Linked DNA regions of Homo sapiens: region 1 is linked to region 2. Evidence: chromatin contacts called from ENCODE Hi-C or POLR2A ChIA-PET data. All regions are on one chromosome and are shown on one strand. Each heading gives the region's core, a stretch centred on a gene start or an enhancer-like site at or near the end of the contact. The rest is flanking DNA. Distances are from core to core; before and after follow the strand shown.

Evidence for each region. Hi-C counts contacts between places; a loop is a spot of excess contacts on that map. ChIA-PET counts read pairs that join two places held with the same protein, here RNA polymerase II (POLR2A). Pooled maps may share reads with other maps.
Region 1: a loop to region 2 is called in a map of PC-9, with 4 times the contacts of the local background. The contact joins two enhancer-like sites. A Hi-C loop is called at or near these places in 5 of 168 maps with a recorded cell type or tissue (Caco-2, IMR-90, K562 and 2 more) and 4 of 50 pooled maps. POLR2A ChIA-PET finds 5 or more read pairs at or near these places in 8 of 52 experiments (B cell, CD4-positive, alpha-beta T cell, CD8-positive, alpha-beta T cell and 5 more).

Annotation. Positions count from the first base shown.
Region 1 is chr17:59,403,412-59,408,549 of GRCh38, forward strand. No RefSeq gene overlaps it. Among named protein-coding and RNA genes, the nearest start is that of MIR4729, 40 kb to the left of the region's middle. Within about 2 kb of position 3,732, at least 4 of the 41 ENCODE cell types and tissues checked have a DNase peak (open chromatin) inside an H3K27ac peak, as active enhancers do.
Region 2 is chr17:59,368,943-59,374,014 of GRCh38, forward strand. The region is part of intron 2 of YPEL2 (yippee like 2); the gene reads left to right. Among named protein-coding and RNA genes, the nearest start is that of MIR4729, 5.4 kb to the left of the region's middle. RefSeq lists enhancers at 700-1,201, 1,202-1,701. Within about 2 kb of position 2,614, at least 29 of the 41 ENCODE cell types and tissues checked have a DNase peak (open chromatin) inside an H3K27ac peak, as active enhancers do.

The sequences.
Region 1 (5,138 bases), core at 2,482-4,981, 36 kb after region 2:
TCCTCATTCTTTCAAGCTCTTGTTTCCCTGCTGGGAGAAAGGGAGGGGAGAGGACACTATCCCCATTTTGTAGATAATGAAATTGAGGTTTTGCAAGGTCTCATTACTAAACCATATTCCAATTTTAGCCTTGTTAAGTCTTTTTTTTTCCTTCGAGGTAGGGTCCGGCTCTGTCACCCAGGGCGGAGTGCAGTGGTGCAATCTCTGTTAACCGCAGCCTCCACCTCCTGGGCTCAAGTGATCTTCCTGCCTCAGCCTCCAAAGTAGCTGGGACCACAGGTGCACACCACCACACCCAGCTAATTTTTGTATTTTTTTGTAGAGCTGGGGTTTCGGCATGTTGCCATGTTAATTCTGGTGCTGCTTCACATGACACTTTCCCAGTCTGCCCACCCTGACTGCTTAATAAGAGCTCAGGGAATGCAAATTAGAAAATTAAGATAAAACAGCTACAGAAGTCAATGCTACCTGGAAAGTATTATGTATTTCATAGCTCAATATTTTTACACTGGGCTTTGTTGTTGTTTTTCAGTACTCTCTAATGGATTACATATGTAATCCTTGGCCATCTACATTAATAATAGGTGCTGAATAAATGCTTGATGGGCCTTGAATTGGATGGTGGAGAATTAACAGCTTTTAAAAAAATCTGTTCAATCATGTCAGTATGTTTAAGAGGAGAATGGAGAAGTTAAGCATAAAATGCTTCCCACATAGGGAAATGGTTCGGTTTATTTGCATTTATTTATCCTACAAGCATTTTTTTTGGACATCTATTATATGCCTAGTCTAGTAGGGAAACCAATCCAAGGGAGCAGAAAGCTGTGGTACTAATTTTGCAGTGTGAGAGGATGAGGGATTATTATGCAAGGTCCTCCCCACTTTGGGCCAAATGGCTCGCCACATCAGCCAGGACCCTCACACAGGACCACTGGACCCTCACAGGCACCTACTTTCTGCTGAAGCAATTGCTCATAAAGCCTTTCATCTGAAACCAGTAAGTGGCTCGTGTCCTAGAGCGGGGCATGGGGTAGGCTCTGGAGCTAGAGCAACTGAGCTCAAATACTGATTTCCCTTAGATAATCTGTAGAAAAGGCTCAGCCCAGTGCCTGGCACAAAGTTAAGGAGTCAAGAAGATGATTGTTATCACGCATGGCACAAGTCTATTTTGAATTGAGAGTGGGATGAAGAATATTATATTTGCTCTTTATGCACATTATTTGTTTAGTTCACACAATAATCCCCCCATTTCACAGAAGAAGAAACTGAGGTTCAAGAAGTATAAATAGCCTGCCTGTGGAAAAGCGAGGATTTTCACTCTTGTTCTGATTCTGTGAAGCCCACACCCTATCTGTGGCCCCAGCCTGCCATGAAAATCAACCAGAAAGAAACTTCCTGGCAGATCTGAGCGTACACCAAAATGTCATGGCTATTTTGTTCACTCATGTTTTATTCTTTTTACATATAAAATGGAAATCCTGGCCTTTCAAGCATTGGAGAAACAGAGCTTAGAACTGTGGGATGGTTGGGTTGTATTATACTTTTATTTTACAGGAGTTCAGCCTTTTTGATTGTGGCACTATGCTTTTATATTTCTTTTCTTTTTTTTTTTTTGGAGGCAGGGTCTCTCACTCTGGTTGCCCAGGCAGGAGTGCAGTGGCACGATCAAGGCTCACTGCAGCTTCCACCTCCCGGTCTCTCGAACTCCTGGCCTCAAGTGAGCCACCCTCCTCAGCCTCCCAAAGTGCTGGGATTACAGGCATGCACCGCCATGCCCAGCCTTATATTTCTTTTGAGGGGAAAAAATGTTGTTTTCATTTGCTCAAAATGATTTTAAAAGATAAAAAAAATCCAGACCCTTGCCCACATGAAAATGACTAAGGTATTCTAACACATGACAACATCTTTATGGAGCCATTCAGAGGTAATTCTCCAGGGTAGCTTGGAACAAGCCAAGGATTGAAAAAGTTCATGTTGCATATAAGGTACCTGTAATTCCCAATGATAAAGAATTTTATATATATATATATATATATATATATATATTTTTTTTTTTTTTTTTTTTTTTTTTTTTTGAGACTGAGTTTTGCTCTTGTTGCCCAGGCTGGATGCAATGGTGCGATCTCGGGTCACCGCAACCTCCACCTCCTGGGTTCATGCAGTTCTCGTGCCTTAGCCTCCCAAGTAGCTGGCATGTGCCACCACACCTGGCTAATTTTGTATTTTTAGTAGCGATAGGGTTTCTCCATGTTGGTCAGACTGGTCTTGAACTCCCAACCTCAGGTGATCCGCCCGCTTCGGCCTCCCAAAGTGCTGGGATTACAGGCGTGAGCCACCGTGCCTGGCGAGTTATATTTATTTTCAATTAAAATAATGTTAATGATGTATCCCGAGCTCATGAGCTCAGAAATCAACAGAGTCAAGTGGAAAGAACCTTGGCTTTGGGGTTGGACAGATGGATTTGAAGCCTGGCTGCATGTTTACACATTTATCACTTTGAGAAAGTCACTGCAATTATGAGGTCTCGTTTCCATCATCTGTAAATAGGGAACACCAGCAACCATGTAAGTTATCGTGAGGTCAAATATAATGACAGCCATAAAGTGCCCAGCACAAATGGGTCTCCGCAAGTGTCACTTGTCTTTTTACTGATTGATTGGAACTCACTGTGGTGAACACTGTGAGCACATAGGATATGTAGGATTCAGCACTCATCCCTCTGAGCCCACCTCTACACAGGGGACTGACACCCAGAGAAGTGAAGTAATCGTGGTTACTGGGCCTAATAAGCAGCAGCCCTGTTAGGCAATGAAGCTAGTGGTCCTTGCACCATACTGCTTGCTTTTACTTCTAGAGGAGAGTGTACGTTTATGGAAAGAAGAAAGGTAGGGGGACATCAGCTAGAAAAATCATCCTTGAATTTTACGCTAATCCTCTCTGGTGGTCTTCAGTACAGCAAAATGCACTCATCATCCCTGCACTCTGGTCTGGCATGCAGGTAACGTGCTGGAGAGGAGGAGGCCCAATGCTGTCAAATTCACTCACCTCCCCAGCTTCCCCTGGACGTGTCTGCCTCAAATTCTGAGCCACTTCGCCAGAGCAAGGCCACGCAAGCAAAGCAACCAAGCAGTCGAATCGGGGATGTTTTATTTATGGCTTTAATAATGAAGCCTCTTGGGGAAATTTTAGTTTCCCATTCCCAGAAGCGAAAATGCGTCTACAGAATGTTCTTAAAATTTATTACTGTTTATGTTTTTTCCTACCACAGTCTTTGCACCACCTTAATAGAGTTTAAAACATCCCTTCCCAAAGTAGACAGGATGATCTGTGCTGTCATTCATTTGGCTGGTTCTTGACCAAGCCAGCACACTTAAAAATTGAAAATACAGGTTGATAATGCTGCTGCTGATGACCTAATCCTATGTTGAACCTGTTGTGGTTATTATTAAAACTGCTGCTAATTCAACAGGACCTTGTTTTGGCACTGCCCAGTTCTCAGTCATTTATTTCCAGGGCAGCTGGAAGAACTGCACCCATATCTCTTGGAGGCACTCAGGCTTGAAGCTGTTTCCATGGAGACGAGACATACCCAAGGTTCAGATTTCATTTCGTTTTAGATCTCAATGATATTAGAAAAGAAATAGTTTACTGGCGAGAATTCTCAGCCATCTGAGAGAGGAGGCTGGAGGGAAAAGAGAGCCGCTGACCTCCTGGAGCCCTTGCTGTAGGAGGGACCGCTTTGGGAGTTTTTGTTTAACAAGGGAGAGTGGGTAGTCATCCTGCAAAGAAAAGGTCAGCGTTCTCTCAGAAGTAACTGGCATGGACTTTCTGAGTCCAGTGCATCAGACATTTCCTCTTGCCTTGGGTAAACCCAGGTTTAGCCTGAGGGAGGCTTGCTTGAAAAAGCAAGCAGTGGGACGAGGCAGACAGAACTCAACATAAGAATGCCTGTTGTTGTTTTTTTTTTTTTTTGGAGACAGTCTCACTGTGTCATCCAGGCTGGGGTGCAGTGGCACGATCTCAGCTCACTGCAACCTCTGCCTCCTGGGTTCAAGCGATTCTCCTGCCTCAGCCTCCTAAGTAGCTGGGATTACAGATGTGTGCCACCATGCCCAGCTAATTTTTGCATTTTTAGTAGAGATGGGGTTTCACCATGTTGGCCAGGCTGGTCTCGAACTCCCGACATCACCCACCTGCCTCAGCCTCCTATGGTGCTGGGATTACAGGCTTGAGCCACCACGCCTGGTGGAGAATGCCTGCAAAAGACTTTTCTACCAGTGGGCATGAGACGCACAGGCATGTGGTTTAAAACTCGGGCACCAGAGTCAGACCTGGTTCTGTTGCTAGTTAGATGTGTGACCATGGATAGATCAGTTACCTTCCTTTTTTTTTTTTAAGAGATAGGGTTTTGGTCTGTCACCCAGGCCACTGGAGTGCAGTGGCATTGTCATAACTCATTGCAGCCTCAATCTCCTGGGCTCAAGCTATTCATCTCGGCCTCCCAAGTAGCTGGGACTACAGGCCTGCACCACCACACCCGGCTAATTTTTGTATTTTTATTTTTGTAGAGATAGAGTCTCACTATGTTGCCCAGGCCTCAAATGATCCTCCCACATTGGTCTCCCAAAGTACTGGGGTTAAAGGCGTGAGCCACCACACCTGGCCAGATCAGTTACCTTCTGAGACTCAGTTGACCCATCTATAAAAAGGGGTTACAGGCCGGGCACAGTGGCTCATGCCTGTAATCCCAGCACTTTGGGAGGCCAAGGTGAGTGGATTGTTTGAGCCCAGGAGTTTGAGACCGGCCTGGGCAACATAGTGAGACCCTGTCTCTACAAAAAAATTAAAAAATTAGCCAGGCATGGTGGTGTACACCTGTAGTTCCAGCTACTTGGGGGGCTGAGGTGGGAGGACTGCTTGAGCCTGGGAGGTTAAGGCTGCAGTGAGCTATGATTGTGCCACTGCACTCCAGCCTGGGCAAGAGAGCAAGACCTTATTTCAAAAAAAAAAAGAGTTACTGTGAGGACTAAGTGAGATCATGCACATAGAGAAAGCCTGGCACTGTATAGCTGAAGAAATGGTCATGATTTTTGCTTCAGTAGTGTGAGGGCAAGGCATGGATTTATGTTACTCAAAGT
Region 2 (5,072 bases), core at 1,364-3,863:
TCAGGCTGGGTCCCTCCTTGGTGGTGCCTTCAGCTAAATAGCAAGCAGGTAGATCACTGGCAAACAGCAGGCAGTCATAACTCTAAGAAGAGGGCCTTTGTTAGTTCATGGAGGTCTGGGGGTTTGCAGGTCCTGGGCCCTCTGTCTCATCTGACACTCCTGGCTTCTTGAGTAAGGCTCCCCAAATCATTGAAAGCGGGCAATTGCAACTCCCTGTTGATGAGTTTTTCTCTAAATTTAAAGAGAGAATTCAGTTGCAGAATTCCAGTGGCTTTGGTGTAGCCATGAGGTTTGGAATACGGCCAAGTGAAGGTGGAAATAAGTAGCTTCTGCAGTCTTTATGTATTTAGAGAATCATTGAAACAGGCATTGGAAAATGGGGATTCTTGGACAGTGATTCCCAAATCTGACAGTACATCAGAATCACCTGAGATACAAAGGCAGATTGCCAGACCCCACCTCACAGATTCCTTTTCTGAGGGTCTGAGAGTGTTGTGGAATCAGGGCCCTGATGGCCGAGGGAAGCAGGTCACCTAGGACACAAGATTTAAGGAGACACTCACTCTCAGAGTTGTACAGTACAGGGTCAGCACCCCACAAACAGTGCCTCCTTAAATTTCATGTTCCAGCCTTCTGGCTCGCCTGACCCTAGTCCCAGACCCACTGGGGATCTGTATTTTAACGAGTATCCCTGTCCCGGTCTGATGTAACCAGTACTAATATTTGGGAGCCACAGCTCTAGGACAAGCGTTCTCAGTACTTGGAAGATACACGTGCTGTCCCTAATGTCCGCTGCCTGCCATCCAGCACTTTACACTTGTAGTAGTTCCCTGGAGGTCCAAAGAGTGGTTTTGACTGACCTTTATTTGAAAAAGGAAACAGCTCTTTGGAGGCCTTCTTTTAATTATCCTAACAATAGCCATCATTTTACTGGGTGTCTACTAAGGGGCAGGCATTGTGCTAGGCATGTTATATGTGAATCATGTCTTTTGCCTCAGACTAATCCAAAGAGAGATGTACTACTGTTGTCTCCATTTTTAGATGAGGAATGTGAGGCTCAGACAGATTGAGTTGACCAAGGAGACCCAGCTAGGAAATGGCAGAACCAGAATTTTTTTCTTTTTTTCTTTTTGAGACGGAGTCTCGCTCTGTCGCCTGGGCTGGAGTGCAGTGGCGCGATCTGGGCTCACTGCAAGCTCTGCCTCCTGGGTTCACGCCATTCTCCAGCCTCAGCCTCAGCCTCCTGAATAGCTGGGACTACAGGCGCCTGCCACCATGCCCGGCTAATTTTTTGTATTTTTTAGTAGAGACGGGGTTTCACTGTGTTAGCCAGGATGGTCTTGATCTCCTGACCTCGTGATCCGCCCGCCTCGGCCTCCCAAAGTGCTGGGATTACAGGTGGGAGCCACTGCGCCCAGCCAGAATTTTTATTTTTATTTTTTAATGATTCTGATTTTTATTATCAGGTCAGAACAAATGAAATAGCAGCAAAACGGTCTGTCATATATTCTGGTTTTCACTGGTCCTCAGGCCAGGCAGGCTAGAATGTAAATTCAGGCCTGATCTCAGGGTCTACCATTAAGTGCTGTATCACACAACCTATTTCTTGCTTTGACTAAACAGAGGAACCCAACACAAGCCCTTCCATTGGTCCTTCTCAGACTGTCTGCCTCGCTTTGAAATCTCCAGGTAACCCCCTGTTCCTGGCGTCTTACACTGGGACCAAACATGGCACCCCAGATTGCTTCGGCTTGTTTCTTTGCTGTTTGTTTCAATAGGGTTTGCTGGCCCATCGAGCCATGGCACACAGAGGAGGGGCACAGGTGGCCCTCAGCAGGGGCAGAGAGTTATCCTTCCTTAAGCTGTTTGCTGATTAACTCCCTTCTCTGCTGAAACCAGACAAGAGGAACTCAAGAGTCAGCAGGGCTCAGAAGCCCCAATTAATGTGTAGTCCAACTGGGTCAGGGGGAGTGACCCTGTGCAGTGGCCCTTTTTTGTTTTTTTGTTTTTGTTTTATTTTCCCCAGGAGCATGTGTGCCCCCACCTTACTAGAGTAGAGTTCCGCACACTGGGAGGAGGGATTCCAGCCCCCAGCCGAGGGAGTTAGAGCTCCTGTGAAGCACAGGCCTGTCTAGTCGGTCCCTTCCTCCCTGGCCTGCTGGCTGGGCTCTGGCTGGTGTTAAGTTGCCCCAAATACCCAGTCTCCTGTTTCACATCCTTAGGCAAAGATCCCATGGCCAAGGTGCCCTTTCGGCTTAGCTTTCCCACCGGCTGCTTGCAGACAGATAAGCTTCTAACAGTAGGGAAGGGGGAAGGTCGGAGGTGGGCAGAATGCTGAGCAGACCCCTTTGTCTGCAGGCATAGTGGGCTCTGCAGCTCCCCAGTATCGTGTTGGATGGGGCAGGCCCTGGGTGGTGACCAGCTGCCTGTCCCCAATCCTCCACTTCTTTAGTGGCAGGTGGAACATGGCTTGGCTGGGGCACAATCGTACATATGCTCCGGCTTTACCTTGGGGTGGAAATTGGAGGCTGAAAGTTTGTAAGTGTTGAGAGGCAAGCAAACTCTGTGTTTGTGTGAGCTGGAGAATGCAGGGGCTGCCTGAGCCAGGCTCTGTCTCTGCAGAGTCTGCCCTGGCTGTGCCAGACTCCCTGTCCAGACCTCTCAGAGATGTTTCATTCCTTGGGCTGGGTTGAACTGAGACATAGCCCTGCCGCGAGACAGGAGGGAGAAGGAGCCAGTGGACAGAATGTTCTCATGCCTGGATGCACCAGCCACAGCACAGACTGGGGCCTTGGGAATTAAGATGAAACCTCTCCTGTTTCTTTAGCCAGTCAATATCTTTAGTAACAAATGAGATTACTGCCTGGATGAACTGGTTTTAATTTACCTTTCTAAAGTGATAAATGTGCTTAAAATGAATATGGGAGTGACGAGGAAGTTTGCACAGTTCACTTCACTGGTCTCACTTCTTTGGGGAATGAACATGAACTCTTGGACCTGAATTCCCACCTCCTCCTCTCTTCCTGTCACTTGTAACCAAGTATCTGAAACCTGCTGGCTATAGGAATTATTACATTATGTGGAGTACTTGATATCCCAGACAGTCCCCAAGGAGAGGTCCCCCATCATGGCTTCCAAAGATAACCTTGGATGTAGGTACCAGAGTGACAGAACCCAGAAACTGGGCCTCTGTGTATAAGTTGGTCTTGAGTGTCCAGAGGCTGTTTTAAAATGTGTACAGAAAGGTAGCAATTAAATGTTTGTCTTGGAATAACCCTGGCCTCTGAATTTTCCCAGAAGCCCTAGCCTGGGGAAGATGATTAAAAATAGATCTGAGTAGCACTTCCTGCTTGGCAGATGGCTGATAGCAAATGCTAGGCTTGTGGCTGACCTTTCCTTTCTGAAATCTCCTCTGTTTCCATGATGCTAATTGAGTCCCTCTCTAGGCCCAATCAAAGACTCCTTAGCTGGTTGCAAAAAAGTAAAATACAAAAAGCATGGCTTGCTGTCCTGGCTGGGCTCAGTTCATGGAGCAACATGAAAGTGCTGGAATTTGCATGGAAACACCCACTCTGTGGTCTAACCGGCTGGTCCTTGTTTAGAAACTAACAAGTTCTGCTTTCAGATTTACTGCCCAGTGCTGCTAAGGATCCCACACCCTCTCCGCTCCCTTCAGTAAGGAAATATTTGTGCATTGAAGAGTGATAAGAATGCCCTGTGTTTAGATGTGGGCACAATAGACAATGCTCACCACACAAAGCAGATGCCTAAGAGAGGCAGGAGCCTTGTAAGATGTGTGTCCTAGGACTGACTCTGTCCCCATCCACTGTTGCCTTTCCTCATACCCAAGGTGGTTGTGAGAAGTTAAAGTAAATAGTGCTTATGACAATGCCCCGAGGCAGTATCAGAACATGGGACATACAGTGTAGTGTTGTTATTATTATTTTAATTTTTTGACATGGGCTCTGTTGCCCAGTCTGGAGTGCAATGGCATGGTCTCGGCTCACTGCAACCTCTGCCTCCCAGGCTCAAGTGATTCTCCTGCCTCAGCCTCCTGAGTAGCTGGGATTACAGGCGTGTGCCACCACACACAGGTAATTTGTATTTTTAGTAGAGACAGGGTTTCACCGTGTTGGCCAGGCTGGTCTTGAACTGACCTCGTGATCCACCTGCCTCAGCCTCCCAAAGTGCTGGGATTACAGGCGTGAGCTGCTGTGCCCAGCCTATTTTTATTATTATATGTTGCAAACATCTCAGGGCCACCATTGATTTCTCCTCGAGTTGTTATTCTCCGTAGGAAAGAGATGGGGATGTAGCTGGACTGTACTGAGGAGTCCTTAGCAGCAAAACAGATGCACTTCCAGCTGCTTAATCATGATAGGTGGAGTAGGTTGCCGGGGGCTTCTGCTGGCTTTCAAGGCCTCACAGCCTCTTTGACCTTACTTCCTCTTCATGAAAGCCCTCTGCTGTGATCAGCCCTCCTACAGCGCTCTCATCTCCTCCTGTCCCATCCATCTTCTCTGAACTCCTTTAACAGCCATAATTTATTGCCGCGATTTATACTGCTTTAGACTTAATGTATTTTAGTCCCGTTTTCTAGGTGGCTAGATGGACTAGCTATATACTCTCTGCGGTGCCCAGCAAGGCTCCGGACATGGCTGCTCATTAGATATTTGTTGATTGATCATCATGGAGACACAATATTTCTTCATGTGGCCCTATCACAACATTCTGAGTCACTCCCTTCTTGTTGGACACTTGGGTTTCCCTGTAATTTTTTTTACCATCAGAGATCGCTTTAGTGGGACTCAAAGCTGTTTTGCTCAGGAGATGATTTTCCAATGCTTGATATTTCACAGTAAGTCAGGCACTTGCGTTGGCCAAGAAAGATTGAGCACCCAAATAAGTGGAAGGGATTTATGTTTCTATGTCTAAGGATGGGAGTCTTAAGGAATTATCAGATAAGGTCGGTCATCTGATGAGCAGAAAAGACTTGCTTTTTACGCAGATAAACAGGAAGTTTGAAAACACAAGAGAAGTCTGAGTCAGAAATGTTCATTTAATATGCGAGG